Linked DNA regions of Homo sapiens: region 2 is linked to region 1. Evidence: read pairs that join two places in POLR2A ChIA-PET (ENCODE). Cell type or tissue: K562. All regions are shown on one strand. Links, peaks and the distances in the headings refer to the core of each region. The heading gives the core; the rest is flanking DNA. Region 1 overlaps GREB1L (GREB1 like retinoic acid receptor coactivator). Region 2 overlaps ABHD3 (abhydrolase domain containing 3, phospholipase).

What was found. Peaks named below come from ENCODE experiments on the same cell type or tissue, not always from the same donor. Only the 100,000 strongest peaks of a DNase experiment are listed, where the experiment ranks them.
Region 2: POLR2A ChIA-PET joins it to region 1 with 6 read pairs; 3 of 35 experiments call an interaction of 5 or more read pairs at or near these places.

The regions. Positions count from the first base shown.
Region 1 is chr18:21,511,103-21,527,172 of GRCh38, reverse strand. GREB1L (GREB1 like retinoic acid receptor coactivator) reads right to left here. Exons shown (of 33, transcript NM_001142966.3): 28 at 13,187-13,352; 29 at 11,529-11,756; 30 at 10,419-10,560; 31 at 8,939-9,139; 32 at 6,350-6,485; 33 at 1,061-4,515. The coding sequence ends at 4,352. Among named protein-coding and RNA genes, the nearest start is that of GREB1L-AS1, 68 kb to the right of the region's middle. In K562, for the core only: no CTCF peak of the experiment used is centred there; no DNase peak of the experiment used is centred there.
Region 2 is chr18:21,642,666-21,658,735 of GRCh38, reverse strand. ABHD3 (abhydrolase domain containing 3, phospholipase) reads left to right here. Exons shown (of 9, transcript NM_138340.5): 7 at 1,584-1,632; 8 at 1,710-1,875; 9 at 6,973-7,835. The coding sequence ends at 7,145. Among named protein-coding and RNA genes, the nearest start is that of MIR320C1, 33 kb to the left of the region's middle. RefSeq lists a silencer at 7,061-7,261. In K562, for the core only: no CTCF peak of the experiment used is centred there; a DNase peak (open chromatin) is centred at 8,165.

The sequences.
Region 1 (16,070 bases), core at 9,976-13,975:
AAGAGAGTGGTAGAAACCAAGGGAAAAATGTCAAGAATCAAAGAATGATCAACCCTGTCATACCACAGTTGAAGACTGAAGAGAGCCCAAGTGATGTTAGGAAAAGAGCAGTCTCAGTGGAGTGGTGGAGGCAGCAGGGACACGGTGAGTGTACACTAATGGCCACAGACTGTAGAAGAGGGTGAGTCTGTAATTGCTGACTATATAAAGGTGCTTATAGATTTTTTGTTAGCAGCCCTCATGTAGTTGTTGGTTGTTTATAAAAATATCTAGCATAGAGACATGGTAAGAGCCACAAATATAGTCAGGAACTACAAGATTTTATGGGCGATGCTTTTATCTGCATGGACACACAGATAAAAAGCAGTATTTTACTACTTCATAATATGCAAGAGTGAACTTGGTTTATCTACTGAAAGCCTGACTGTTGTAAGGACAGTCAGTGAGTACAACAAACCTGCAGTGTTATTTTAATTGTTCTTGTTTACTTTGCACGGCTGCCCAGCTATAGAGTCTTATCCTTCTGGATGGGAACACAGCTGTATTCCTGCCCATCCACATTGCAGCTAGGGTTGAGATTGCTGAGTGAGTTGATTTCTAGGGTAGTGACTCTAGACATACATTTTCTTTCTCATGGCTCCTGAGTCTTTAGGCAGAAAAAGGGATGAGTTCTGTCTTTTAGCAACCCCCCACCCCCACCCTTCTGGTAAAAATAAAATACACTGGACTAGTAAAAATAAAATATGTGGAATGAAGTGGTCAGAAAAGAACTTACTGGTGTTGCCTTTTTTTTTTTTTTTTAACTTAATACCATCATCTATTGTCATAGTCACTGAAGTAGATGCTTTAACTCAACAACACTTGATAGTTGAGAGCACAGTGAATTTATTATGTGAATGACTTTTTCTTTGGCCTTAGCGGCAATTCCTAAAGTCATCTTTAGCAGTATTTTTACTGTTGTTGTTTTGTTTTCAGTGAAGCCAAGGTTTCAGTGTTAGAGTAGTATTCTCCTAGACTCAGAGGAAGCTTTAAGGGCCAATTTCCAGTTTCTGTGTCTAAAGAGAAGCTTGATAAATGTTCGTTCTCTGGATGTTGTTTCAGGCCTAAGTAGTTTAGTGTGATGTTGCAGCAGTCAGTTTCACAGTTAATTAATAGTCTTTTCAAGGCAGCTGCTTTGGAATGTATAGTGGAACACCAGTAGTCTTTACTTTCCTCTGAAAGTCTGTCATTACACTTACAAATATTTATTGCCCTTCCTGAGGGTCCTTTGGCCTAGAAGATTGTTTTCATGGAATCTATGTCAAATTCTTTTAATTTACTACACTTTATTAATAGATTGAAAGCCATTTTTCTGGGACAACAAAGTTGTTATTCTCAAAAGTTGGTAAAATTTTTTAAGAAGATATAATTCATACTACAATAACAGCATCTTCATACTACATAGTTCTAGCAACTTTGAGACACTCTCAAAAAGTTTGAGAAGTTTTAACTGGAGATTAACAATAACAAACACCTTGTATTAGTTTTAGCAACCCAAAGTTGTTCTGTTTCCAGAAGGACATCAAAGTGAGTGTAGTTGCAATCTGTCAAATAAAAGATTGGTATCTACTATGTATGTTTTCAACACCTCTTTAATCTTGGTTGTCCAACCTATAATGTGACTGACTTCCAGCCTTTTTAGGACATTGCCAGAGTCAGGGAGCTTGTTTTCTTAACAAACATGCCAGAAAACTATAAAGAAAAAATAACTTTTTGGAGGGGGTGGGAGATAACTTTAATACATTAAGCAAATTAAATCAAAGGACAAAAATATAACAGTAGACACAAGACAATTTTGAATCATTAACAAAATGTGAGGTAGACTAGTGAAATTCACCAAATTTTGGTTAAGAACATTTTACAGTAATAACACGGGTGCCCCATTTTCTAAAAATCACAAAAAGCAATTGCATAAATTACAGCCAAAAAAAATTATAACAATTGTCTTCTAGTTTTTCGTTTACATTCAGTATTAACCTGTGTGAACTGTCATACATGCTGAGGTTCAGCAGGTCTACAGGTGAGTTACTGTGTGGGCCTAGCGAATCCATTCATCCCACATCAGTGTCCTAAGGGATTGCAAAGCTTAAAGCTGAACACACTAGGATATATATATATATACACACAAATCATGGTGTCCTGTGCTTGTGCAATTTTATCCTTAAAGAAGGACCTAACATACTCAAGAATTATACTGATGATAAGATGATTTTAAAAGATCCAAACATTAGTAAGATAGGCTTTGAAAAGAATAGGCAGATCAATTTCTCCATTATAGGGGTGATGGTCTTTTGGCTTTATTCTGGCATATCTCTTCCAGAGTTAAATAGTATTTAAGAGCTCATAATAATAATTTGAATTTTCAGAGTGCAGCCCTAACTAATGGAGTACCTGCATCTGATGTAACTACTTAAAAAAAAAGTTCTTTAAACTATGAAGTCATAAAGCCAGAAGAAACCCTGAGAGGCCATCCACCCCAGGTACAATTGTTTCAGAATTCTTTCAAGTATTTTATTTGCCCTATGTAAATGTTATTGGAATATTGCACAGACAGTGGGTTTCTTGGTATTATTTGCATTAGGCCCTTTCAACAAAACAGGAACAAGTGAAATACATTCATATTTAAACCAAATTGCTTCAAAACATACCTCTTTACCAAAAATTCTGCTGTACTAAAATTAAGGAGTATTTTTTAAAGCATATATAAGGCAGGTCCTCTTTGAAGGACAATTAAAAATGGGGTTAAAAGGAATTGTTCACTTCAAAATACAGTTAAAGCATTATAAGTAGCTATATTAAAACCAAGAGATCTGCAAACCATTTTTAGTCTAATACATTCCATTTTTTCACTAGCTTTGTAAACTCCTTGTTGTCATAAGATAATAAAGCTGGTCAATTAACACTATTTGTTCTAAGTAAATGCAGGCTTAGTAGGCCCCTCAGTAGTTTCAGGTCACAAACAAGATTGATTCAAGTAAAAATGGCCATTTTAAGTGGGGATAAAGTAGTAAATATGGGCTAATGAGAAAACTCTCAAGAGATTGTTCAATGATGAGAACTGGAGTAATTTAAGAGTAAACTTCTAAGACTTAGTTTTATCTAGAACACTTTCTAAAAATAATGTTTTTGATTAAAATATTTGAGAAATCTGTAGAAACATATGCCTCCCATTGCCGATACTGGACAAACACCCCCTGCTGATTTTAATGAATCAAAAAGACTCTTAATGGAGTCTTCCTTACTCCTCACAAGAGTCACTGGTAAGATTAAGTAAAAAAACATTTCTCTTTCTATGGCTCAATTTCCCAATTCGGCAATTTCTGTGGCGTTGTCAGTGTAAGGTGGTAATATTTAGTGCATCTTTTAAAGGAAGCTTTGCTTGAGTCCCTGAAAGGAAACAAACTAGTTTCACTCTGCAACAGAACCTCAGCCTGACATTTAGGTTTGCTGGTGCCAACTGCTTAATTCCAACCAAACGGTGGGTGCAGGTTACCTGCTGAAAGCTTCTTAACTGACTTAAGTTCTTGCAAAAGATTAATCACTGTTCCATAGTCTCATAGATAAGATATTCTTAAAGACTGGAAACACATTTAAAGAGTGGGTAAAGCAAAGGAATTAGGCTAGGAGAAGATGCATAAATGCACACAATGCCTGCTCTGCATTTACTGATTTGTTTGTTCAGTTTAAATAGTAAACTTCTAACTCCTGTGGAAATTTTGCCAAAAGTTTCAATACATAGAAGATTATAAATCTTAAACTAACACTGCACAGAGAAAGACAAAGCTACTTCTTTTTTTAAATACAAATATCGTCTACATTCTATCATTTCAAACCCCTGAGTAATACTGTACCAAAGTACAGATCTGAAGAGAAACTGAGGGTTCAGGCCTCAAACGTTAATCTTCAATTGATTCCACACCAATGGCATGAGTCTCATGTAACACATTCAGGCTAGTTAATCCTGACAGTCAGTTTCCCCCTAACATAGTAATAGAAAAAAATAATGCAAACTCCATATTCACTCTCCAAAGTATATCCTCCTCAGGATCCCATGGGCAGACCGTATCTTAAGTAATTGCATAACTGCCTAGGATAGAGTTTACCTGAATTTAAGGGTCCTGTAATTGGAACTGAAGGAAAGTGATGTCCCCAAAGACCTGGATCAGATTTGGGGAGTTCTTTGGAGAATTTAGACAAATATGTTGCACTTTGCTCCACAGTGATTGTACTTTAAAGGAAAAAGAAAAATCCCAAATTGTTTCTGTCCCATCCCACCTAGGCATCTTTTTGCTGTTTTGGTCTCTTCAAAAGCTCATACATGACGTCCAGTAAGAAAGTAGAGAGGCTTGTCATCACTGCTGTTAGCAGTTTGAAACTCGTCCCGGAGGCGGAACTGCCACTCATCTTCTAGCTCTAAGCGGACAATTGTTTGGCGCAAGGAACTTCTGTCTTGGCAGATGACACACAGTGTAGCACCTTCAGGAAAAAAGACAGAAATATGTCCTAGGCTCAGGGATTGAATTTATAAAGAACTTTATCTCTGATTATATTTCCTAAGCTAACACATCTGAGAACCAACAGATGGATAAGCAATCTATCAGAATTGTTTTATTTTATTAAGTAGTTTTGCAAATTCAGTAATTTTTTTTGTTTCTTTTTTTGAGACGGAGTCTTGCTCTGTCTCCAGGCTGGAGTGCAGTGGTGCGATCTCGGTTCACTGCAACCTCTGCCTCCTGGGTTCAAGCAATTCCCCTGCGTTAGCCTCCCAAGTAGCTGAGACTACAGGTGTCTGCCACCAGGCCCAGCTAATTTTTTTTTGTATTTTAGTAGAGATGGGGTTTCATCATGTTGGCCAGGATGGTCTCGATCTCCTGACCTCGTGATCCACCTGCCTCGGCCTTCCAAGGTGCTGGGATTACAGGTGTGAGCCACTGCGCCCAGCCCAAATTCAGTAATTTTTAAGAGTATAAAGTAAGTAATCTTCCAACCACATTCCCTCTTCCCTGTGATAACTAATGTTATGTTTCTCATGTGTTCCTCCTAGATTAGGGTTTCTGAACCTCAGCACTATTGGACTTGGATAATTCTTTGTTGTGGGGGCTATTCTGTGTCTTACCTTTTTTTTTTTTGGAGACGGAGTCTTCCTCTGTTGCCCAGGCTGGAGTGCAGTAGTGCAATCTTGGCTCACTGCAACCTCCGCCTCCTGGGTTCAAGCAATTCTCCTGTCTCAGCCTCCCAGGTGGCTGGGACTACAGGTGCACGCCACCACTCCCAGCTAATTTTTTGTATTTTAGTAGAGACGGAGTTTCACAGTGTTGCCCAGGCTGGTCTCAAACTCCTGAGCTCAGCCAATCCACCCACCTTGGCCTCCCAAAGTGCTGGGATTACAGGCGTGAGCCATCACACCTAGCCTTGTTCTGTGTCTTGTAGGATGTTTGGAATCTAAACATCCTGCAGTCTTGGCTTCTGCCCACTATATGCCAGCAAGCAGCAGCCTCCAGTGCGACAATCAGAAGTGTCTCTGTCTCCTGGGAGGCAAAATCTACCACTCCCCCATCCCCAATAAGTCTCTAAATAAATAAATAAATAAATAAGTGAATGAATGAATGCACAGTCCCCGCACAACCCCTCTCCCTGTTCTCATGCTGCACAGCGTTCTGAACCTCACTTTCTTCACTGATCTCAAAGGTCATTTTATAAGGATTATCTGTGATGTTTAATCTTAGTTTGTTCTTAGGCCAGTCTCTCTTTTTTTTTTTTTTGAGATGGAGTTTCACTGTTGTTGCCCAGGCTGGAGTGCAATGGCGTGATCTTGGCTCACTGCAACCTCTGCCTTCCGGGTTTAAGCGATTCTCCCGCCTCAGCCTCCCGAGTAGCTGGGATTACAGGAGCCACCACGCCCGGCTGATTTTGTATTTATTTATTTACTTTTTTTTTGAGACGGAGTCTTGCTCTGTTGCCCAGGCTGGAGTGCAGTGGCGTGATCTCAGCTCACTACAAGCTCCGCCTCCCAGGTTCACGCCATTCTCCTGCCTCAGCCTCCCCAGTAGCTGGGACTACAGGTGCACACCACCATGCCTGGCTAATTTTTGTTGTATTTTTTAGTAGAGACGGTTTCACCATGCTAGCCAGGATGGTCTCGATCTCCTGACCTCGTGATCCACCCGCCTCGGCCTCCCAAAGTGCTGAGATTACAGGCGTTGAGCCACTGCGCCTGGCCTCAAGTGCTTTTTAAAAATATCTTTATCTTCTGTATTTTGCTCAGTGGGAACCAATAGCAATTACAAGCAAGATACTAAATTTGACTTACCTTTTAGAAATTTAAATTTCTTAAGATCAGCACCTACAAAAGAGTCACAGAGGTACAAAAGGAGTCCACTGAAAAACACCCCTTCACAGTTGACATTGCTGGAGTGGGGTCTGGAGCTGATATAGCATATGGCCACCTGAAATCATCAAGCAAAAATAGCATGGGCATTTCAAGAGCAAGCAAAATATCTGCAGTTCAGCAGAATGACTCAGTACCTTCCTTTTTCTCTATTTCAGGATAAGGTAAAGGAGATGAGTTTTTTCCAATATTAACTTAAATGGCTTGGTTAGTTAAGCTTTGCAGCCTCCTTTATGTAGCGTGCCAAGTGTTAACCTGTTTAAAGCTTCTCTTATTTATGTTTCATAATAAAGGACTATTAGGAGACAAATTAGTAGTAAGAAACAAGCCCTTCCATTTAAGAGTCTTTATCAAATTTAAAAAACTACCTTCCACAAAAAAGCATACTTAGGAAAGATTAAATGTTTGGATTGCCTTATTGGTGAGAATAAAAAATATTTTTGATCAGCTTTCCATTTAGATATACTTAAATTTTCAATTGGATAGAAGCTTAAGACAGTGCATGGGCTGGGTGCGGTGGCTCACGCCTGTAATCCCAGCCCTTTGAGAGGCCGAGGTGGATGGATCATCTGAGGTCAGGAGTTGGAGAGCAGTCTGGCCAACGTGGCAAAATTCCATCTCTAGTAAAAAATACAAAAAAAATTAGCCAGGCGTGATGGTGTGCACCTGTAATCCCAGCTACTCAGGAGACGGAGGCAGGAGAATCGCTTGAACCCTGGAGGTGGAGGTTGCACTGAGCCGAGGTTGCACTGAGCCGAGATTGCACCATTGCACTCCAGCCAGGGTGACAAGAGTGAAACTCCATCTCAAAAAAAAAAAAAAGACAGTGCATGAATTTAAATTTTTGGTTCTATCTGGCTTCTGTGAACAGATGATAACTGCAAAAATTACGGAGAAGTAAGTAAGATAGTTGGGAGTTAAAACAGTGGAATGGCTAAATGCATGAGCCAGTCTGCTTGGGTTCAAATACTGGTTCCTCCATTTAGTAGCCATGGAACAATGAACAGTCTCCTTCATTTCACTATACCTCAGTTTCCTCATCTGTAGAGATAACAATAGTACTTGTTTCATAGGATGTTTTCTGAATTAAATAACTTAGTATTCAGTAAATGTTAGCTGTTGTTAAGTATTGAGATTGTGTTAATACGTAGAGCCCTGGACTCTAGGATAGGGGAATTGGAATATCTGGGTCAGACATGTAAATTACATACATCTTTTACAGTACTTACATAAATACTGTAAAAGATGTTATTAGATCTCGTGGGTGTGGGTTTGTTTTGTTTTTTTTGAGATGGGGTCTCTGTCACTTAGGCTGTAATGCAGTGGCACAAATCAGATCACTGCAACCTTGAACTCCTGGGGTCACGTGATCTTCCCACCTCAGCCTTTTGAATAGCTGGGACTACAGGCGTGCGCCATCACACCTGGCTAATTATTTTTATTTTTTGTAGTGACAGGGTGTTACCATGTTGTCCAGGCTGGTCTCGAACTCCTGGCCTCAAGTGATCCTCCCACCTCAGCCTCCCAAAATGCTGGGTTATAGGCACGAGCTTCTATGCCTGGCCTTTATATCTGATGGTTTTTAAGGTTCCTTCTACTTCTAAAATTCTATAATTCATTACCCAATCTACAGTGTAGATTACTGAAACATAAAAATGGGAATGTAAAATGTTTACACTGTGAAATTTTAAAAATTAGTTTCCAAAACTGAATACAGTGACTTTAGCGTTAAAAGAGTACGTGTATGGATATGTGTGTTTTTTTCAATACATACAAAGAAAAAGCCCTGGAAGGAAATGTAGTACACCAAAATATTCTTCTGGCAGGTGACTTTACTTTCTTATGATTTTAAAACATTTTTTACAAGGAGGATGTAGTACAGTAATCATTTCTAAAGGGACAGCTTAGTAGTAGGAGCCTGGAGGTGCAAGTGGCAGTTTAAAAAAAACTAAAATGTGAAAAATTTTAGAAAGAAGTCCAAGGGGTGGGAAGTGGAGAAATGCCACCTCTAAAGGCTTCAGGTGATACACATTTATTTGTTCGGTAATCACTGAGCTCCTCTTACGTATGTCTAAAACAATGCCTAAGACATTGTATGTCTTTGAAGAACTCACACTTTTATGAAGAAAAACCCACATAATTACAGTATAATCTGATGAATGTTAAGAGAAGTGGGAACAAGCAACTGCTGCCCAAAGTCACCGAGGTAGGCTTCTTAGAGGAGCTGACAGCTGAGTTGTATATTCTCTGGCTCATTTGTGGAGATAAAATAGGCATGGGGAGGGCAAACTGCCATTGCATGTTGTGTGAACCTTTGCATAAGTGAGTATGCAAAAGGGTAGAAATACAAGTTTTGATCTGTATTACTATCTTTAATAAAAGTTCTGGCAAAGGACCAGACTGGCATCTTGATTGATATTTCATGTCACAGGCTCCTTTTTTGTAAACAGCTAAAATGAGAAAGAAATGGATGGATGTAGGTAAGCACAGTATCCCCCACACCCTTTTTACCTCTGGTCCAATGTTAAGGTAGCAGTCAATGGCCAGCACAGGACTCCTGAAGTTATGGATGGCTTTGGGGAAGAGTTTATATGAGGCGTGCTGAAGGAATTTCTCCAGGAGAAACTGTGCAGGGGCTGCCAGTAGTGTGTGTTCACTGTCGGGAGCACAGATGTATTGAAGGGGCAAGATGGGTGCTAAGCTCTCTGACACCTGAAATCAGAGGCGAGATGATCATGGGAAACTTGTCTGTCACTGGATTAAACAGGTGAGGAAACACTGAAGTGTATCCTAACAGTCGCCAAATAATAGCAGTAGCACAGTGAGGGGTGCTAGGTTCAAATGTATGTTAGTAAAGGGTCCTGAAAATTTTTTTCTCTTGGGAATAGTAAAATAGGATTTAATGTAAGTTACACACAGCGAGGGCAGAAGAAAGCAGGCTTCTCTGAAAGTTACCACATTTAACAGGTACACTGTGAGATCCAATCGGAAGCCTTTTACAGTGTGTGTGGGTTAAATCCTATCTCATCCTAACTCTACCCCACAACCCCACCAAAAAAATGGCAAAGAGGTTTCTAAGCTCCACTGGTAGCCCCCATGCTGTGAATTACTACATTCAGTAGATTTCTTAGAAAAGGGTAGTAATACAGGTTTTGATCTTTATTACTATCTTTTAAGAAACTTCTAGCAAAGGATCAGACTGGCATCTTGATTTATATTTCTCTCATGTATTACATAAAGAATGTAAAAATGTGGTGGTGCGTGGTGGCTGAGGCAGGAGAATCGCTTGAACCCGGGAGGCAGAGGTTGCAGCGAGCTGGGATCATGCCACTGCAGTCCAGCCTGGGCAACAGAGCGAGACTCTGTCTCAAAAAAAGAAGGTAAAAATGTAAAGTTTGCCATCTTGAAACTAAAGCCTTGAAGGATGTGTTAAGGCTTAAATCCAAAGAAACTTAGATTTAAGGCTGACATCTAAAGTAATTTTGTTGGATTGTCAAAACAAATGTTTTGGCTCTAGATGAGTCTCAGTAACAGAAATGAGATTGAAAATTTGACATTAAGAACTCCCTAATGGCCGGATGCGGTGGCTCATGCCTGTAATCCCAGCACTTTGGGAGGCCAAGGCGGGTGGATCACTTGAGGTCAGGAGTTCAAGACCAGCCTGGCCAACATGGTGAAACCCCATCTCTACTAAAAATATAAAAATTATCCAAGCGTGGTGGCACGGACCTCTAATCCCAGCTACTTGGGAGGCTGAGGTACAAGAATCGCTTGAACCCAGGAGGCAGAGCTTGCAGTGAGCCGTGATCACGCCACTGCTCTCCATCCAGCCTAGGGGACAGACTGTCTCAAAAAAAAAAAAAAAAAACTCCCTTGTGTTATTTCACTTTTCTAATAAAATAGAAAGTGCTTAATGCCAACATCTAATAACAAAGATAGTCATTATCATTGTGCTTATTTTCAGCACTTGAATCAAGCTTGCGGTACTCACCATGATCTTTGGTTTAATGATAAAGTCCCTTTGCCCTCCAACCTGAACATGTTTCTTCATGAGACTGAAGTTATTAAAGCGGCAGATGAGCAGGCCACTACTGTTTGTTCTCAGATTAAAGTCAGCATCTTCACAGAAATACCTAAATTGTAACCACAACAATAGTTTTCTTCCGCTGGCATATCTCAACCATGATAACTATACACAGAGAAATAAATGTGTGGCAAGATATTAGGAGCCTAAAATAATCAACCATGCTTTTGTGGAGCTGGCCCTCGTAACACTGACCTGGAAAAACTCTGATTTGGGCATTACAGCCTTTCAAGGAAGGGGAAAGTGAGATTATTTTTGTCCCAGCTATGTCACAGGTTTTAGGTATCCCTATGCAAAAACAGGACTATATTCCTATTTGATACACTCCGGCAAAACAGGAATGCAGAGGTGCTCCCAGTTTTAAATTTCTGGCTACAAGCAGGATGAAGCCTCTGTCAAATTTAAAACAGGAGTGAAAGCAGCAGCTATTCTATAACCGTAAGTTTGGCATAAGGACTTTATGGTTCCTGCCTTCTTGCTTGGCCCTCTCAGGTTTTGTAGGAACCTGGACATAATTTATTTGGGAGGCAAGGCCATGGCTACCCTGCTCATCCCCATCTGCTGCCTTTTCCCTACAGTAGGATTTCCCTGAATCCTACTAACATTCAGGAAAATTGATTTCCTTCTGAGTCTGGAGGGTGAAGGAGGGCTTAGTCTAACATTCAGGAAAAGTGATTTCCTTCTGAGTCTGGAGGGTGAAGGAGGCTTAATCTTAGATGTTTGTGGGTCCACACACTGACTTGAGTCAGTAGTTTTTGTGTCTTGAGTTCTTGTTGAATAATGAGATGGCTAAAGTGTTTTCTCTAAGCATTTCACATTGTAACCCCTGTTAAGGTCTAGGTCAGTTTGCTGATAAAGGGGCACACTTTGGGGCTTGTGATCCCCCTTTCTCCTTGCCCACATAAAGAGTCAGCTTCTCAACTGAAGACATACGAATAAAAGCATTACAGAGGCTAGAGCTGGGCAGAAGCAATCAGTAGATGCCAGGATTACCTGCATCCATGAGGCCTGACTTACCTGTTGAAGTCATACTGCACATTCTGAGTCAAGTCTGTGTTGAGGAGAATGAAATCATGCACGTGACACCTAGAGAATGGGGCCTTTAGGCTCTGAGAAGTCAGCTTGCTGCTCCATTTCTGTATGCCCAAGATTGCATAGTGGACAATTTTTGGTGTGGCTTCAATGTGCTGCAAGACAGTCTTCAAGGACACATTCTTACTGGAAACTCCTACTTCCATGGGCTGGCTATGAAATATAGTTTATATAAGATGTTGATAAATATTACAGAAGAGAGGATCATTTGTGAAGTGTCTACACACTACTATATACCAGTAATACTCTCAAGGATAAAATTAACTGATTTACTTCGTATTAGCAAATGGAGAAGAATGTCAAGCCCAGTTTTCACACTGCCTGTCACTATTATAAAGAAACTGCCTTTTGGGGTGGGGCTTATCACTTTCGGGCAAAGAAAGAAATCCGGCCTGTGTCAGAGTGAACAGTGAATAAAGAGTTGCCAAAGAAGAGGTAGCCGGAGGTTGGAAGCATAGAGGTATCCTTCCCAGTTCTGGTAATTGTGTATAATAAGGAATATTTGAAAATTTCACTGGCTTCAAATCCAAAATAGGAACAAGGACACAAAATCACAGTGTTTGAGCTGGGAGGGGCTTAAAGGTCAGCTGGCACAGTGTTGCAATGGGAGTGCTATTGAATTTTGGGGGTTTATTGTGTCGGACTTCTTAAAATGTTTGGCATTCTCTGGTCCTCACAGATGCCCCGACCAGCACCCCCTAGCAATGTGAGGGGGCACTACCCCAGGAAGAGAACCACTGATTTTGGCCCAGGCGTAATTTTACAGGTGATGGACTTGAGATATGGAGAGGTGAGATGACTTTCCTTTTTCATACAGACAGTTAAGAAGCATGACTGCGTGTGGTGGCTCACACTTGGTAATCCCAACACTTTGGGAGGCCAAGGCAGGAGGACTGCTTGAGCCCAGGAGTTCAACACCAGACTGGGCAACATCTCTACAAAAAATTATAAACAAAAAACAGAGTTGGGGCTAAAACCAGGTCTCCTGATTTGAGATGTCAGCAGTCTTTCTCCATAAATCATAGTGTCTCAACAGACTTTATTTTTGTTTTTTTGAGACAGAGTCTCGCTCTGTCACCCAGGTTGGAGTGCAGTGGCACAATCTCAGCTCACTGCAACATCTGCCTCTTGGGTTCAAGTGATTCTCTTGCCTCAGCCTCTCAAGTAGCTGGGACTGCAGGCATGCGCCACCACGCTCAGCTAATTTTTGTATTTTTAGCAGACAGGATTTCACCATGTTGGCCAGGCTGGTCTAGAACTCCTGGCCTTAAATGATCAGCCCGCCTTGGCCTCTCAAAGTGCTGGAATTACAGGCATGAGCCACTGTGCCTGGCCGCAGTAGACTTTAATAGCTAACCAACGCTGTGATCCCAGAATGGTCCAGGAATTTAATGGGCTACTGAATGTCTAAATAAAAGATTCCTAAGTCACCACAAAATGTTCTAGTGAGGGTGGTCTCATGGTTGACTGTTTTGCTCTGGAAAGCTGTCTCTCTCTTTCTTACTTCCGTATGTAACTGTAGTCAAGAAATGTATTGTCCTGTCTATAGCATTGTGTCATACGCCCCCAGCTTGGAAGTCTACCTGGATGGCTCCTGAACACTGTGAATGTTCCATAGGACACATGAGTCATCCATCATGACGATGAAAGGCCAGACACACTGGCGTTTAATGCCTAGCTCCTCCAGGCGGTTTCTCTCCAATTCTAGGTTGTGATATGATAGCTCCTTGATGAGGAACCTGGCAGCACCTGGAAGGCAACATAACCACATCTGCATATCCACACATCCTTCACTCAGGCTTGGCTGAAGCCCCACAGGCAGCTATATTCTCTCCACAGAATGCCTGTTCACATGGGAACCATGCAGGTGGGAGCCAACCAAATGTTCAGAGCAGTGGCTCTCAAACCAGTGTTACTGGGAATCACTTTTAAATGTAGATTCTTAAGAGTCCATTACTAGAGCTGCATTTGAGTCGGTATGGTGTAAGGGCCAGAAACCAGAGATATCTTTGAGGATGCAAATGGTATGAACCACACTTTGAAAGTATTGCAAGAATCCAGTTTCCCTCACAGGACAAAGGAATCCACATCTAGGAAATGCTGTTACTGTTTACTTCCTTGAAGCATGACAAGAGGCTCTCTCAGACTTGGAAGCAGCCACTCACATGTCCTGTACTAGGGAGTTAACTGGGCTGCAGTGAGTGGGTATGCCAATTCCACTGATATGTCCCCTGCTTTAGATACTTCAAGGAAACTGACGGCAGCTTCTTTGAAGAAGACAACTCTGGAAACTGGCACCCTTTCCCTAGATCTGCCTTTTGCAAGAGGCAATATGGTATAGAGATTAAGAGAAGAGACAGGAGCCAAACTGTCTGATTTTGAATCCTAATTCCACCACTTTCTAGCCATGTGACCCTGAACAAATTAAACCCATTGTGCCTTGGCTTCCCCACCTCTAAGAAGACAATAATAATGCCGATCTCATAGGGTTGCTGTATGATGCTCAGGATAGCGCCTAGTACCCTCTAAGTACTCGGTGAATGTTAGTGATTATCAAGATGATAGTCAGTAATCAGCCAAATTTTATGAGTGGGCCATCGTAAAATGAAACAAAACGTAGGTGATAAATGAAAGAAAAGCTATTAAATCTATGGAAGAACCAGAAGCAGTGTGAACAGATCAAGGGTAAAACTGGGATTTAGGAAAATCTACCTTCCAAGAACGTGTGTGTAATAGTTTGCATTCTCAACATAATAAAGGCCATATATGAAAAGCCCACAGCTAACATCATCATAGTCAATGGTGAAAGACTGAAAGCTTTTCCAAAACTGAGATCATGAACAAGACAAGGATGCCACTTTTACCATTTCTATTTAACATAATACTGGAAGTCACGGCCAGAGAAATTAAGGAAAAAATAAATAAATAAAAGGCAACCAAAGAGGAAGGAAGTAAAATTATCTCTGTTCTCAGGCAACATATACATAGAAAACTAAAAATTCCACCAAAAATCCCCTTTAGAATGAATATGTGAATCCAGCAAAGATGCAGATGCAAAATCAACACCAAAATCAGTTGCATTTCTATACCTCAACTGTGAACAATCTAAAGGAAATCAAGAGTTCCATTTACAATAGCATCAAAAAGAAAGACTTAGGAATCAACTAAGGAGGCAAAAGACTTGTACAGTGAAAAGTACAAAGCATTGATGAAGGAAATTAAGGAAGACACCAATAAATGGAAAGACATCCTGTGTTTATGGATTGGAAGACTTGATATTAGATATCAGTGCTACCCAAAGTGATCCATAGCCTTAATGCAGTCCCTATCAAAATCCCAAAGACTTTGCAGAAATAGAAAAATCTATCCTGCGATTCATCCAGTATCTCAGGGGACCCCAAATAGCCAAAACAATCTTGAAAGAGAGGCAAAGTTAGAGATCTCACACTTCCTGATTTCAGAACTTACTACAAAGCTATAGTAATGAAAACAGTGTGGTAGTTTTGATCTGGGCCTATAGAAAGCCCAGAAATAAACCCTCTCATATATGGTCAAATGATTTTTGACAAGGGTGCCAAAGCCATTCAGTGGGTAACAGATGGTCTTGTCAACAAACACAGTTGGGGGCTGGGCACGATGTCTCACACCTGTAATCTCAGCATTTTTGGGAGACTGAGGTAGGAGGATCACTTGAGGCCAGCAGTTTGAGAGCAGCCTGAGCAACACAGACCCATGTCTCTACAAAAAATTTAAAAATTAGCTAGGCATGGTGGCATACGCCTATAGTCCTAGCCACTCAGGAGGCTGAGGTGGGAGGATTGCTTGAGCTCAGAACTTGGAGGCTACAGTGAGCTATGGTCGTACCACTGCACACTCTAGCTTGGGTGACAGAGCAAGACCCTGTCTTAAAGAAAAATGGTGCTGGGAAAACCTGATAGTCACATGCAAAAGAATGAAGTTGGACCCTTACCTTAGACCCTACACAAAAATTAACTCAAAATGGATCAAAGACCTAGACATAAAAGCTAAAACTATAAATCATTTAGGAGAAAACATAGGGGAAGGCCTTGTGACATTGAATTTGGCAGTGATCTCTTACATATGATATCAAAAACAAAAGCTAAGAAAAAATAGACAAACTGGACTTCATCAAATAATAGAGTAAAAGGCAATCCATGGAATGGGAGAAAAATTTTTTTTTTTTTGAGACGGAGTTTCACTCTTGTTGCCCAGGCTGGAGTGCAGCGGTACGATCTCAGCTTACCGCAACCTCCACCTCCCCGGTTCAAGTGATTCTCCTGCCTCAGCCTCTTGAGTAGCTGGAATTACAGGCAAGTGCCACCATGCCAGGCTAATTTTGTATTTTTAGTAGAGACGGGGTTGGTCAGGCTGATCTTGAACTTCCTATTTCAGGTGATCTGCCCGCCTCGGCCTCCCAGAGTGCTGGGATTACAGGTGTGAGCCACT
Region 2 (16,070 bases), core at 5,997-9,996, 140 kb before region 1:
TACCAAAATATTATCTTTGTTGTAAATGCATATAAATAAAAAATGTAAGTATAAGTTAAAATTTAAGCATAAGTTAAAAATATAGCTAAAAGTTGTAATGTTTTCCTTCTGAACCCCAGTGGATTGTCTTGTACAACCCCTGAAGTATGTGCCCCATTTTTAGTGAAGGTACACTATTGAAGGTTACTATTCTAATCACCATTCTAAATTATTCTAAAAGACTAAAAATGTTAGTATGGAATGTGTTAAGTGGTGTGATGGGCTGTTTCCCTGGATTTTCTACTTGTTGCTAATCTTAGTAATACCTAAGTCTTTCCTGGATAGTAATGTAGTAAGTACTTTCATTGCTGAATAATACAGCTCCTTGAGGGTGTGCTTATGAGCATAGTATGTTTTAGAGACAGGAGAATGCAGTTCACTTAGATAATCTCAGCCCTCACAGCTCTTATACTACCAAAATACTATCTTTGCATTAGTTTTCTCTGGAATTGTTTGTGTATTTTCTTTTTTTCTTTTTCTTTCTCTCCCTCTTTTTTTTTAAGACTGGGTCTCTCTCTATTGCCCAGGCTTGAGTGCAGTGGTGTGATCATGGCTCACTGCAGCCTCAGCCTCCTAGGCTCAAGTGATCCTCCCATCTCAGCCTCTCAAGTAGCTGGGACTACAGGCACATACCACCACACCTGGCTAATATTTTATGTTTTGCAGAGATGAGGTTTTGCCATGTTGCCCAGGCTGGTCTCTAACTCCTGAACTCAAGCAATCCATCCACCTCAGCCTCCCAAAGTGCTAGGACTACAGACGTGAGCCCCCCGCCCAGCAGAGATATTTCTGTTTGCTTATTTCTTTCTTTAATTTTTTTTATTTTTAATTTCTGTGGGTACATAGTAGGTGTATATATTTATGAGGTACATGAGATATTTTGATACAGGCACGCAATGCTATAATCTTTATTTTTTTATGACTGTTACGTACTTTTAAGTGAATTGATGAATATAAACTTTAAAAGTACTGTTGATTTGCACATGACTTACTGAAAACCTTAGTTATCCTGGAAGTTGACATTAAACACTGGATTAGATTTTACCAGGCCAGGCAAGGTGGCTCATGCTTATAATCCCAGCACTTTGGGAGGCCGAGGAGGGTGGATCACTTGAGCCCAGGAGTTTGAGACCAGCCTGGGTGACATGGCAAAACCCCATCTCTACCAAAAGAAAAAAAAAACCCACAAAATTGGTGGGGTGTGGTGGTGCACACCTGTAGTCCCAGCTACTCTGGGGCTGAAGTGGGAGAATCACTAAAGCCCAGCAGGCTGAAGGTGCAGTGAGCCGTGATCATGCCACTACACTCCAGCCTGGGCGACAAAGCAAGACTCTGTCTCAAAAAAAAAAAAAAAAGTACTTGAAGAAAATATCTTCAGCACAAACATTATTATTCTAATCCTGCCGTACCTGATTAAGCAAATATTTATTGAGTGCCAACTTTGTGCCCTGTGGTAGGCTGTTTAGTAATTTGTTTTTAAGTCCTTTTAGTATGATGGAGTAGGAATGATCTTGATTTTTACTTCCGAAATTCTTTTGTTCCAGGCACCGACATATGTTTGTAAAACAAGTTGATATGGATCATGTCATGAAGGTAGGAGAGAAACTTTATGTAATACTTTTATTTCTTCTTTTGGGCAAGACTAGATATAATTTGTTTTTGTGTTTCAGGCTAAATCCATCAGAGAGTTTGATAAGCGATTCACTTCAGTCATGTTTGGATACCAAACAATTGATGATTATTATACTGATGCCAGTCCGAGTCCTAGACTGAAGTCAGTAGGAATTCCAGTATTGTGTCTAAATTCTGTGGATGATGTTTTCTCACCCAGTCATGGTAAAATTAACATATTTGTATATATTTTGACATGAATCAACTTTTAATATATTGTTATTTTTAAGGAAATATAGTAATAAGAAAATGTGTCATTTCCATTATGATAAAAAAACTAGATACTCATAACACAGTATCTAAATGTCTCAAATCACTTAAATATTTTCACAGACCCTTATCTAGTCCATTGTGAGAGGCTCAGAACAAATTATGACTCACTGTTTTGCTCATTCTCATTTTTATAACCTTTCCTTCTTACCAAATACACTGTTCTTTGGACAGATTATGTTACAGTCCTTTTGCCTCAGGAGAATATTGTTATCACTTGCCTCTTCTTCCTGAGATTCCTATAAAGAAGAATTTGAAGTTTTTCTTCCCTTTTAATCTGGAAGAGAACTTGAGACTTTATAAACACAGTGGCTTTGAATATCTCAATTAGTGAAGCATATTTGGACTAGAAGGTCATATTTAAAGAGAAACATCCTTTCCTTTTCCCTGGAATACTGTATAAAAGAAAATTAATTAGCTGGGCATGGTGGTGTGTGCCTGTAGTCCCAGATACTTGGGAGGCTGAGGTGGGAGAATCACTTGAGCCCAGAAGTTTGAGGCTGCAATGAGCTATGATCATGCCACTACACTCCAGCCTGAATAGCAGAGTGAGACCCTGTCTCTTAAAAAAAAAGAAAATTATTCAGAAATAAACTTTCCTGCTTTCTTTTTCGCTCTGTCGCCCAGGCTGGAGTGCAAAGGCACGATCTCGGCTCACTGCAACCTCCGCCTCCCGGGTTCAAGCAATTCTCCCTCCTCAGCCTCCCAAGTAGCTGGGATTACAGGCACCCGCCATCATGCCTGGCTAATTTTTGTATTTTTGTAGAGATGGGGTTTCACCATATTGGCCAGGCTGGTCTCAAACTCCTGACCTCAGGTAATTCGCCTGCCTGGTTCCCCCAAAGTGTTGGGATTACAGGCGTGAGCCACCACACCCAGCCTAAACTTTACTGCTTTCCTTTTTTTTGTTTGTTTTTTTGTTTTTTGAGATGGAGTCTCACTCTGCCACCCAGGCTGGAGTGCAAAGACACGATCTCGGCTCACGCCTCCCGAGTTCAAGCAATTCTCCTGCCTCAGCTTCCCAAGTAGCTGGGATTACAGGTGCCCGCCACCATGCCTGGCTAATTTTTGTATTTTTAGTAGAGATAGGGTTTCACCATGTTGGCCAGGCTGCTCTTGAACTCCTGACCTCAGGCGATCCGCCTGCCTCAGCCTCCCAGACTGCTGGCATTATAGGCATGAGCCACCACACCCCGCCAACTTTCCTGCTTTCTTAAGTCAAGAAATATGAAATTTGATAACAAAGATAAGGAGCAGCCTGGCCCACGCAATGAAATTCCACCTCTATTAAAAATACAAAAATTAGCTGGGCATGGTGGCATGTGCCTGTAATCCCAGCTACTTGGGAGGCTGAGGCAGGAGAATTGCTTGAACCAGGAGGCGGAGGTTGCAGTGAGCTGAGATCGTGCCACTGCACTCCAGCCTGGGTGACAGAGTGAGACTCTATCTTGGAAAAAAAAAAAAAAAAAAACTTTTTCTCTCTTTCCCCTCAATGCATTAAAACCATTTTCCCCAAATACTTCATTTAAAAAATGATTCTGACTATAAACATAACACATATGTTGTGAAATTTTCAGAAAATCCCCAGTGTGTGTATATATATATATTTTTAAATTACCTATCATTTCTCTAGGAGATCCTATTTTATTGTGTGATTTATGTTTAATCACAGGTAATCTTAGAAGCTGAAACTTACAGCCTTGACCACAATTTAGAAAATGAAACTCTGAACTTTAATATCAGTTGACTTACATGGTGATTGTTTTAGCATATTTTCATTGGATTAAGGAAGTCCAGTATTTCTCTACCCGTTTTTATATTTCACTGCCCTTTTTACCAATAAAAAGTTCCCAACATTTTAACCTTACCCACTTGGGTGAAGTTTGAACTCATTATTTCCTATTCTTTCCCAAGCCTTTAAAATAGTCTTGCCGCAATGAAATAGTGGACAATTGTCTGCAGTCTGAGAGAACAGGCAGCCAGCATCTTTCACATGCCTCAAATGTGGCCCAGCCTTTTGTTCTTCTGATATGACTGTAACTCTCTGTTAGAAATTTCTGAATGTATCCAGAGTGTGAAGTTTAGGCTCTTGATAATTCCTTTAGAGGCAAATGAAACACTCTAAATGTTTGGTGAAAAAGGAAAAGCAAAAATAGTATCAGCCATTCCCCCTTAAGTTCCCACACCTGATCCCAAGATAGATGTTCACTTTTAGGTGTTCTTTCTTGGGACGGACGTGGCTAGCTAAGGACGTGAACTCAGGACCACTTTTTGATAAGAACTTAGCTTGTTGAGCCTTGCTTTAGGGCTATCGGTTTATTCTTTAGAGTGTTATGAAGGGTCAAATTTAGAGCACTGTCTAAACAGTCAATTTGTGGAAGGGCCCCAGTTCTCTTACAGTGAATTTTAGCTTCCTTTTTCTTACAAGGGGGTGAGGTAGAGAAGCTGTTACCTTTAATTAGCTCATTTGCCCCTAAAACTCAGCCCAAGTTGTGAAGTTGTAATTATTGCATCAATCACATTATATATATATATTTGGAGACAGGATCTTGCTCTGTTGCCCAGACTGGAGTCCACTGATACTACCATAGTTTACTGCAGTCAGGCCGAGCGAAGTGGCTCACGCCTGTAATCCCAGCAGTTTGGGAGGCCGAGGTGGGTGGATCACCTGAAGTCAGGAGTTCAAGACCAGCCTGACCAACATGGTGAAACCCCATCTCTACTAAAAAAAAAAAATACAAAATTAGCTGGCCGTGGTGGGACACACCTGTGATCCCAGCTACTCAGGAGGCTGAGGCAGGAGAATTGCTTGAACCCCGGAGACAGAGGTTGCAGTAAGCCAGCCGAGATCACACCATTGCACTCCAGCCTGGGCAACAACAGTGAAATTCCATCTCAAAAAAAAAAAAAAAGTTTACTGCAGCCTTAAACTCCTGGGCTCAAGCTGTCCTCCCACCTCAGCCTCAGCTAGGACTACAAGTGCATGCCACCACACAAGGCTTTTTTTTTTTTTTTTTTAACATTTTTTGTAAAGACACGGTCAGTCTCGCTATGCTGCCCAGGCTAGTCTCAAACTCCTAGCCTCAAGAGATCCCCCCAAAGTGCTGAGATTACAAGCATGAGCTACCACACTGGCCTCAACCATGTTATCTTAATTAGGGAGATAAGATTTGGCAGTATCTGAAATCAAAACACTTCTCATGCCAGGTTTTGATCCATTAGAGACCTTATATCAAAACATTTTCACTGACCTCTAAGCATGGGAGAAAAAAAAAACTTTAATTCATATCTTTTAAAGGTTATACTCAGGCCAGACAGGTAGCATACGCCTGTAATCCCAGTGCTTTGGGAGGCTGAGGCAGGCAAATCACTTGAGGTCAGGAGTTCTAGACCAGCCTGGCCAACATTGTGAAACCCCGTCTCTACTAAAAATACAAAAATTAGCTCTGTCACCAGGCTGGAGTGCAGTGGTGCGATAGTTCACTGCAGCCTTGGCCTCCCAAGTAGCTGGGATTACAGGCGTGCACCACCATGCCTGGCTATTTTTTGTATTTTTAGTAGAGATGGGGTTTCACCATGTTGGCCAGGCCGTTCTTGAACTCCTGACATCATGATCCACCTGCCTCTGCCTCCCAAAGCACTGGGATTACAGGCGTGAGCCACCACACCCAGCTCTTTTTTTTTTTTTTTTTTTTTTTTTTTTGAGATGGAGTCTTGCTCTGTCGCCCAGGCTGGAGTGCAGTGGCATGATCTTGGCTCACTGCAGCCTCTGCCTCCCGGGTTCAAGCAATGCTCCTGCCTCAGCCTCCCCAGGAGCTGGGATTACAGGTGTGCGCCACCACGCCCAGCCAATTTTTGTATTTTTAGTAGAGATGGGGTTTCACCACGTTGGCCAGGATGGTCTTGATCTCCTAACCTGGTCATCCACCTGCCTCAGCCTCCCAAAGTGCTGGGATGACAGGCGTGAGCTCTTTCTTTTTTTTAGTTGGAGTCTTGTTCTGTTGCCAGGCTAGAGTACAAAGGTGTGATCTCGGCTCACTGCAATCTCCGCCTCCCGGGTTCAAGCGATTCTCCTGCCTCAGCCTCCCAAGTAGCTGGGACTACAGGCACGTGCCACCACGCCCATCCAATTTTTGTATTTTTAGTAGAGACGTGGTTTCACCATGTTGGCCAGGATGGTCTCGATCTCTTGACCTCGTGATCCACCTGCCTCAACTTCCCAAAGTGCTGGGATTACAGGCATGAGCCACCACACCTGGCCTCTCTCTTTCTTTCTTTTTTCTTTCTCTCTTTCCTTTGTTTTCATTCTCGTTCTTTCTCTTTTTCTTTTTCTTCTTTTTGTCTTTCTCTTTCTTTCGTTCTTTATTTTTCTTTGCTTTCTTCTTGTCTTCCTTTCTTTCTTCTTCCTGTCCTTTCTTTTCTTTCTTTCAAGATGGGGTCTCACTATGTTGCCCAGGCTGGTGTCGAACTCCTGAGCTCAAGTGATCCTCTCACTTCGGCCTCCCAAAGTGCTAGGATTACAAGCATGAGCCACCATGCCCAGCCACATCATGTAAAGTTAATCAAAATAATACCTAATGAATTTCTAACTCTCACAAAGATGCTAAGCTTAGTTTTTTCCCCTGCCCTAACACTTCAGTGGGAATTTTATAGCCTATTATGAGGATTCACCATTCCTTGAATTGTCTTACTTTAATTTCTCAAAGTAAGACTTGATGTATACTTTTGTGTTATGAAGAACAATCTTGGATTGATTCTTCCCAAAATGATTGTGCAGACATGACCATATATATGAACTGTTGTAAGAATATAGTTGATATAAGGTAGACTCATTCCATTTAACTATGCTCATTACATATATTTATATAATGGTGTTTTGATTTCTGTTTATTAGACATGATAAAGGTATATGCTTTTCCTGACAAAAACATAATGATTATATTTTTCTCTCTCCTTCTTCTCTCTTATTGCCATGTTTTTTTTGGTCTGAAGCTATTCCAATAGAAACTGCTAAGCAAAATCCTAATGTTGCTTTGGTCCTTACTTCTTATGGAGGCCATATTGGTTTTCTGGAGGGAATCTGGCCAAGACAGTCCACTTACATGGATCGTGTCTTCAAGCAATTTGTGCAAGCCATGGTTGAGCATGGACATGAACTCTCTTAACATGTAGTTCTTTGGGTGCATTTTGTCTGAACCACAATTGTGAAGGCAGCTCAGCTTAGTGCACAAATTTTAACTGTTGTATATAAAGCAAATAAGCCAGCAGATGGGTGAAGAGGTCCAGAATGATATGCAAAAACTACTTTTTAGAGAAACAAAACAACTTTGTAGCAACAAATTAAATATAGTATTAGATTGTTACTTACGTAGATTTTATTTTTACTATGCCTTACCAAGTACATCCTTAAACAAAGTAGTATGTACATGAAATTGCACTTAACCAAAACTATTGTGTAAAACAAATTTTAATTCCTCAGGGTTTTAATTTAAACTAGTATTTTTTTAGATTATTTGTTTTAGGTGATTTAATGGTACTTTAATAACTACTAAGAAATATTGGCTATTTCAATGTAAGTTATAAGGTGGTACATTCCTAAGGGTATTTATAGTTGATGATAACATGAAAACTGAAATAAGATAAAATACAACGTGCTAAATCTTTTATGTATTCTAACTTTAAAAGACAAGTGCAACAAAGTTAGACTGACTTCTATATGTGCTCTTTTACTCTGATAATATTAAATTAGGACTAACTTATGTTTTATAATGATTATAATTTACATGCTTATTTTTAAAATAGTATATGTGGACACATATATATCATTATATTAAAATAAATTCTACCATTTTAAATTGGTCCTTTGTGAGTTTTTATCTGCTAAAAGGGCCCAGAAAGTAATCCCTAGAAAGTAATTTATGATAATTTTATTAATGCATTAGTAAGAAACATTAATACTGTTTTGCTTTACTGTTTCCAGAATATTGAGCTCACACCACTTGTACCAATTAAGAATACTTTCAGCTGCAGGAAACCTAACAGTGCCTTAAGGAAAAATTATATCTCATTAACTTGTATTATAAGAATTCTGGTGGGCAGGCCAGAGCTGGTGCAGAGGCTTACCAATGTCATCAAAGACCCAGGCTGTTTCTATTCCATCCTTATCACGGTGGCTAGTTATCTCCTAAACACAGGATGGCTGCTGCAGTTCCAGATGACACATTTGTGTTCAAAGAATGAAAAGGGAAGAGTGGAGCCAGACACATCTCCCCTTTTAGGAAAGTGAAAGCTTTCCCAGAAGACTTGCACTTACATCCATTAGCTAGACCCCTGTCACATGGCCATCCAGGTGGAGTGAGAGACTGGGAAAGCAAGTAATTTGTCAGTTACATACTTTATCAATCATAGTGAAGGCAGGCAAGGGAAAGGGGATTGGCAATGGTTATTGGGCTAGCCAGCTAATAATAATAATTTTCACATTATTCAACATCTTTTCCCTCCTCGTTACTTCAGCCTGTTTATAAAATACATATTTTTTTCCTCAGGTAACACGTTGAGAGAACCATGTACAAAAAATATATATTAACATAAAATTATTTACTAAAAATGCCACCATTTGGAGAACTCCTGAAGATGTACTTGTAGACTCCCTCAATACTGTATCTAAGATGATAGCAATAATAATACCAGTGCTTTTTTGTCTGTACAAAATATATTCTGATTCAATCATAATAATTACATTAGGTCTGTATGGATGAGGGGGCTGATCCTGCCATGGATGCTGGCTGGCCTGAATCTTTTTTTTTTTTTTTTTTTTTGAGACGGAGTCTCGCTGTCGCCCAGGTTGGAGTGCAGTGGTGCGATCTCGGCTCACTGCAGGCTCCGCCCCCCGGGGTTCACGCCATTCTCCTGCCTCAGCCTCCCGAGTAGCTGGGACTACAGGCGCCCGCCTCCTCGCCTGGCTAATTTTTTGTATTTTTAGTAGAGACGGGGTTTCACCGTGTTAGCCAGGATGGTCTCAATCTCCTGACCTCGTGATCCGCCCGCCTCGGCCTCCCAAAGTGCTGAGATTACAGGGGTGAGCCACCGCGCCCGGCCCTGAATCATATTTTTTAACTTCTTTTCTTTTTATGAGATGGAGTCTCACTCTTGTCACCCAGGCTGGAGTGCAATGGCGCGATCTCGGCTCGCTGCAACTTTCGCTTCCTGGGTTCCGGCAGTTCTCCTGCCTCAGCCTCTGGAGTAGCTGGGATTGCAGGCGCCCACCACCACACCTGGCTAATTTTTGTATTTTTAATAGAGACAGGGTTTCACCATGTTGGCCAGGCTGGTCTTGAACTCCTGACTTCGTGATCCGCCCGCCTCGGCCTCCCAAAGTGCTGGGATTACAGGTGTGAGCCACTACACCCGACCTTAACTTCCTTATTGAGATGTAATTCACATATAATAAAATTCACCCATTTAAAGTACACAATTTGGAGCTAGAGCAGTGAGCATGCACCTGTGGTCCCTGCTACTCGCTACTCGGGAGACTGAGAAAGGAAGATCACTTGAGCCCAGGAGTTCGAGGCTGCAGTGAGCTATGATCACACCTTTAAACATCTGCCGCACTCCAGCCTGAGCAACACAGCAAGGCCCCATCTCTAAAAAAAATTAAAGGGCATAATTCAGTGGCGTTTGTTCACAGAGTTATGCAGCCATCACCATAATCTAACTTTAGAACATTTCATCACCCTGAAAAAAAGACCCTCTACCCCTTTTAGAAGAAGTCACTAATCCCTCAGCCCTAGACGACTGCTAATCTCTGTGTCTATAGATTTGCCTGTTCTGGGCTGTTTTACGTATATGGAGTAAAACAATGTATGCTATTTTGTGACTGGCTTCTTTCACTTAGCATAATGTTTTAAAAGTTCATCCATATGTGGCATGTACCAGTTCTTGATGTTCCTTTTTTTTTTTTTTTTTTTGAAACGGAGTCTCGCTCTGTCACCCAGGCTGGAGTGCAGTGGCACAATCTCGGCTCACTGCAACCTCCGCCTCCTTAGTTCAAGCCATTCTCCTGCCTCAGCCTCCCGAGTAGCTGGGACTACAGGCACACGCCCCCACGCCCGGCAAATTTTTGTATATTTAGTAGAGACGGGGTTTCACCATGGTGGCCAGGATGGTCTCGATCTCTTGACTTTGTGATCTGCCCGCCTTAACCTCCCAAAGTGCTGGGATTACAGGTGTGAGCCACGGCGCCCAGCCTGATGTTCCTTTTATGGATGCATAGTATTCTACTGTGCAGATAGAGATCAAATTTTGTTCATCAGTTGATGGACATTTAGGTTATTTCTTTTTGCTATTATGAATAATGCTGCAATGAACATTTGTGTAGTTTTTGTGTGGGCATATTTTTCATTTCTCTTGGGTATATACCTGGTCATATGGTAATTCTACACTTTTTGAGGAACTACCAGGCTTTCCCAAAGCAGCTGTACCATTTTACATTCCAACCAGCAATGTACATGGGTTCTAATTTCTCCACATCCTCACCAACACTAATTGTATGTTTTATTTATTATAAACATCCTAGTGAATCTGAATTATAAGTTTTAACCATGATATTCTACCAAGACCAAAATATGAACTAGCACTGTAATGTTTAAAGATTTAAAGATAACCACTAGTGTAAAACAAAAATAAAACACAACTCTACATGCATGTAATTATGTACTTGTTATTTATAATGAGATGAATATTTTCAAGTACTGATTCTTGTATATCGAGGATTATTCTCCCCAGCTGTTTCTTCACACACTAGCAAGCTCTGAGAAAGAAAGGCTGTGTTTTAATTATTTCTTACATCCCAAGCAACTAGCATATTGCCTAAAACACAGTAGGTCCTTAGTCAAAATTAGCTGAGTGATAGTGGTATAAACATGAAAATACAACTTTGTGAGCTGGCGCTTATTTTGAAAAGTTCATTTTAAGCATATCATGGAATTTTTTTCTAGTTTCCCTCTCATGTTTCTGTTTATTGTCATTATCGAAAATTTATCCCAAGTCTTCTCTATATAGAGCATTGTATTCAGCACTAGGGATGAAAATAGATACAGTTTTCTCTTTTCTTTTTTTTCGCCAGGGGTGGGGTGGGGTGGGGGGTGGGTGGGGGAGAAGCCTCAAACATTTTTTACACTTTGAACCCAATAAATAAACACACTCCCCCGCCCCCCGACCGAGACAGGGTCTTGCTCTGTCGCCCAGGCTGGAGTGCAATGGCGAGATCTCGGCTCACTGCAACCTCCGTCTCCTGAGTTCAAGTGATTTTCCTGCCTCAGCCTCCTGAGTAGCTGGGATTACAGTCATGCGCCTCCACACTCGGCTAATTTTTTGTATTTTTAGTAGAGATGGGGGTTTCACCATGTTGGCCAGGCTGGTCTCGAACTCCTGACCTTATGATCCGCCCACCTTGGCCTCTCAAAGTGCTGGGATTACAGGCGTGAGCCACCACTCCCGGCCAATAAACACACATTTTATAGAACAATACTCGTATTACGTGCAATACATTCTCATATTTTCTAGCCCATCCTAGTCTAGTCTGGTCTATTTTTTTTACTTGAACATCACTGTTTTTTCTTTTTAAGACACTGTCTCACTCTGTTGCACATGCTGGAGTGCAGTGGTGCAATCTCAGCTCACTGCAACCTCCACCTCCCGGGTTCCAGCGATTCTCCTGCCTCAGCCTCCTGAGTAGCTGGGATTACAGGCATCCGCCAACAGGCCAGGCTAATTTTTGTATTTTTAGTAGAGACAGGGTTTCACCATGTTGCACAGCTGGTCTCAAACTCCTGACCTCAGGTGGTCTGCCCACCTCAGCCTCCCAGAGTGCTGGGATTACAGGCATGAGCCATCGCAACCGGCCCATTTTTATTTTTAAAATGAAAGTGAGGCCGGGCGTGGTGGCTCACGCCTGTAATCCCAGCACTCTGGGAGGCCAAGGCTGGGGGATCACCTAAGGTCAGGAGTTCGAGACCAGACTAGCCAACATGGGGAAACCTGTCTCTACTAAAAATACAAAAACTAGCTGGGCATGGTGGCACACACCTCTAATTCCAGCTACTTGGGAGGCTGAGGCACGAGAATCGCTTGAACCCTGGAGGGAGGTGGAGGCTGCAGTGAGCAGAGATCGCACCACTGCATTCCAGCCTGGGTAAGGGAGTGAGACTCTGTAAATAAATAAATAAATAAAAATTACTGTAAAAATGTATTTTTTGAGACATACCAATGGGTTGCAACCTGCAGTTTGAAAAACACTGGGATTCTAGAAGTTACTAGAAGTTAAGGAAATCACTATTCTCTAGCAGTTATCACACTTACTGATAGCTTCTTTATTTACCTGCTTTCTCCAGCAGACTATAAGCACAGTGAGGATAGGAAACATGTCTTTTTTGCTCTCCTTTTTTTCCCCGGGGCCAGTATAGTGTCTGGCTCATTCAAAATTCTTAATAATTATTTGTTAATAATAATAATACTTGAATGTTAGGCCACGACACTGATGGAAAGGTAAGACTTGCAAATCAGGAGTGGGGAGAGGAGGGATTTTTGCAACCTGTCTCTGAAGCAGAGCATCTGTTAAAGCATTCTGTTTCCCCTGCAGACTTCAGAATCAACATGGTAATTTTTAAAATCTCACAGTTACTCCGAACCTAATATAGCACTGGTTGGTCACAAGGTAAGCACTCAACATTTTAGAACTTAATTTGGAGTTGATGAGGACAATTTGCAAGGTCAGGTGATAAAGAATACCTAAGAAATGTGCTATTTTAACTCGAGGCCTCACTTAAAAGACAGTATTTTGACTCTCACCTTTTTTTTTTTTTTTTTTGAGACGGAGTCTCGCTGTGTCGCCCAGGCTGGAGTGCAGTGGCACAGTCTCAGCTCACTACACCCTCCACCTCCCAGGTTCAAGCTATTCTCGTGCCTCAGTCTCCTAAGTAGCTAGAACTACAGACACGCACCTCCATACCTGGCCAATTTTTGTATTTTTAGTAGAGATGGGGTTTCACAATGTTGGCCAGGCTGTTCTCAAACCTGGCCTCCAGTGACCCTCCTGCCTTGGCCTCCCAAAGTGTTGGGATTACAGGCGAGAGCCACCGTGCCTGACCCTGAACATCTTTTAAATAAAAATATTTACTTGGATCAAATAAGAAAGACTTCTTGTTACTGTTAAGACTGTGACTCAGTATTAATTTATAACTCGACAATTTGTCTATTTGTGCCTTCTATAAATAGTTATCTTCCCCCTAGAGTTAGATACTGGTACCCAAATCTTGCAAACAGTACAATAATCATATCTATTCTATATATACTTCAGGTTTGTTGATCATATTACCAAGAACTAAATACCAGCTGGATATTGGTAGACAAGCTAGCAATACATTAACAGATCTGAATGATCCCAAAAGAGCATTATTCAGCAGGACGTGGTGACTCACGCCTGTAATCCCAGCACTTTGGGAGGCTGAGGCGGGTGGGTCGCCTGAGGTCAGGAGTTCGAGACCAGCCTGGCCAACATAGTGAAACCCCGTCTCTACTAAAAATAGAAAAATTAGCCGGGCATGGTGGTGCATGCCTGTAATCCTAGTTACTCAGGAGGCTAAGGCAGGAGAATCACTTGAACCTGGGGAGCAGAGGTTGCAGTGAGCTGAGATCATGCCACTGCACTCCATCCTGGGCATAAGAGTGATACTCCATCTTTGGGGGCAGTGGGGGTGGGGGGAAGAGCATTATTCTCTGCTTGAAACTGTTAACCCACTAATTAGTATCTGTAAATTTTAAATATACTGTTTATCTATTTTACTTTACCTATGGGCAGATGCAAGGATTTCAGGCCTCTATTTTTCCAAGCTCTGTACTTAACTCCTGGTCCCTGAATATAGTTTATTTTTCCTAATGCTATACAGAAGTGTTCCAATATGACATTTGAAACTTCCAGGTTTTCTTAGAGTTGAAGTAATGCTTGGAGAAACATGATGTAGAATAAACTAGTATATATATTTTCATGACACATATTTAGAAATAGATTTTTACACACAAAAAATGCCTAATATTCTATATATATACCTAGAGCTCTTTATAATCATTAATCATTGATCCTAGTATTTGTAAGTTCTTTTCTTGGGTAAGAAATTTGGACTTGAATTCAGAGCACTTGAATTTGGTTCTTAGCTCTGCTGCTGATCTGCCATTTGACCTGAAGCAAATCATTTACCCTTGCTAGACCTCAGTTTCTTCATCTATAAAATGCAGATAGTAATATCAGTTTTAGAGTTTGTATGAGGATTAGAAAGATAACATAAAAATGCTTGAACTATTGAGTACTATTAAAATATAAGAAGTTGATGGCCGGGTGCAGTGCCTCACATCTGTAATCCCAGCACTTTGGGAGGCCGAGGCGGGTGGATCACAAGGTCAGGAGTTCGAGACCAGCCTGGCCAACATGGTGAAACCCCATCTCTACTAAAAATACAAAAAGTAGCCAGGCGTGGTGGTGTGTGCCTGTCAAAGAAAAGAAGTGAAAACATTAAGAAATACCAGAAAATGAGAGGCAGAGAAAAGGTATGGGAATAGTTAATCTAAAATAGTTATATTTATACTCTCATTTTCTTTTTTAGTTCTTTTTGTTGTTGTTGTTATTGTTGTTGTTTAAGCTTCTGGAAAGATAAATGGTATCTGCTATGGTTTGAATGTGCCCTTCAAAGCACATGTTGAAATTTAATCCTCCACGTGGCAATTTTGAGAGGTAGGGCCTTTAAGAGGTGATTGGCTCATGAGGGCTTAGCGCTTATGTATGGATTAATCTATTCATGGATTAATGGATTAATGGGTTATCATGGGAGGGTACTGGGTAGCTTTATCCGAAAAGAGAGACCAGAGCTAGCATGCTCGGCCTCCTGGCCATCTGATACCCCGCACTGCCTCGGGACTCTTCAGAGTCCCCGCCATAAGACAGCTCTCACCAAATGTAGCTCTTGACTTTTGACTTCTCAGCTTCCATAACTGTAAGAAATAAATTTCTTTTCTTATAAATGACCCAATCTCAGATATTTGTTATTAGGAGCAGAAAACAGACTAAGGCAGTATTAATCTAATTAAGTAATAAACAAAAGTTACTCTGCATAAAAAGATAAGAAAATTGAGTAAATGGTTCAAATAACTGACACATTCAACAAAAGCAGGAGCGCTAAATTTGACCCCATTTTCTCTTTTCCCTAACTTCTCACACCAGGATTTTTCTCCGACAGAAGGTAAGTAACAGGTGACACCTTCTCTATGCACACCTTGTCTCCAGCTTTAGCAAAAAAAACAAAAACCTCATACTTTGAGAGGGAGAGGCCCACTGTCTTAGTCCCTTCAGGCTACTATAGCAGAATACCATAAACGGAGTGGCTTTACACAGCAGACATAAAGGTCTCACAGTTCTAAGAACTCCCTCCATCCAGCCTCTTTTATAAGGACATTAATGTCACTCTGGTTCTGCCCTCATGATCTAATCACCTCCCAAAGGCTCTCTTTTTCTTTGAATTGCATTTTCCAATTAAAAAAAAATTGTTGTTTTGTTTTTGTTTTTGTTTTTTTTTTGAGACAGAGTCTTGCTCTGTCGCCCAGGCTGGAGTGCCATGGCGTGATCTCGGCTCACTGCAACCTCCGCCTCCTGGGTTCAAGCAATTCTGCCTCAGCCTCCTGAGTAGCTGGGATTACAGGCTCGCAACACCACACCCGGCTAAAAATTGTTTATTTTTTAGAGATGGGGTCTTGCTATGTTGCCTGTGCTGAAGTTCAGTAGCTATTCACAGATACAATCATCAAGCACTAAAGTTTTGCACTCCTGGACTCAAGCAATTTTCCTGCCTTGGCCTCCTAAGTAGCTAGGACGCCAATTTTTTTTTACTGATATACAATACCTGTATCATACAATTAACTCATTTAAAATGTAGAATCCAGTGGTTTTTAGTTTCGTCACAGAGTTATGCAATCATCTCCACAATTTTAGAACATTTTTATTATCCTCCAAAAAGCTCAATAACCATTAGTAGTCATTCCCCATT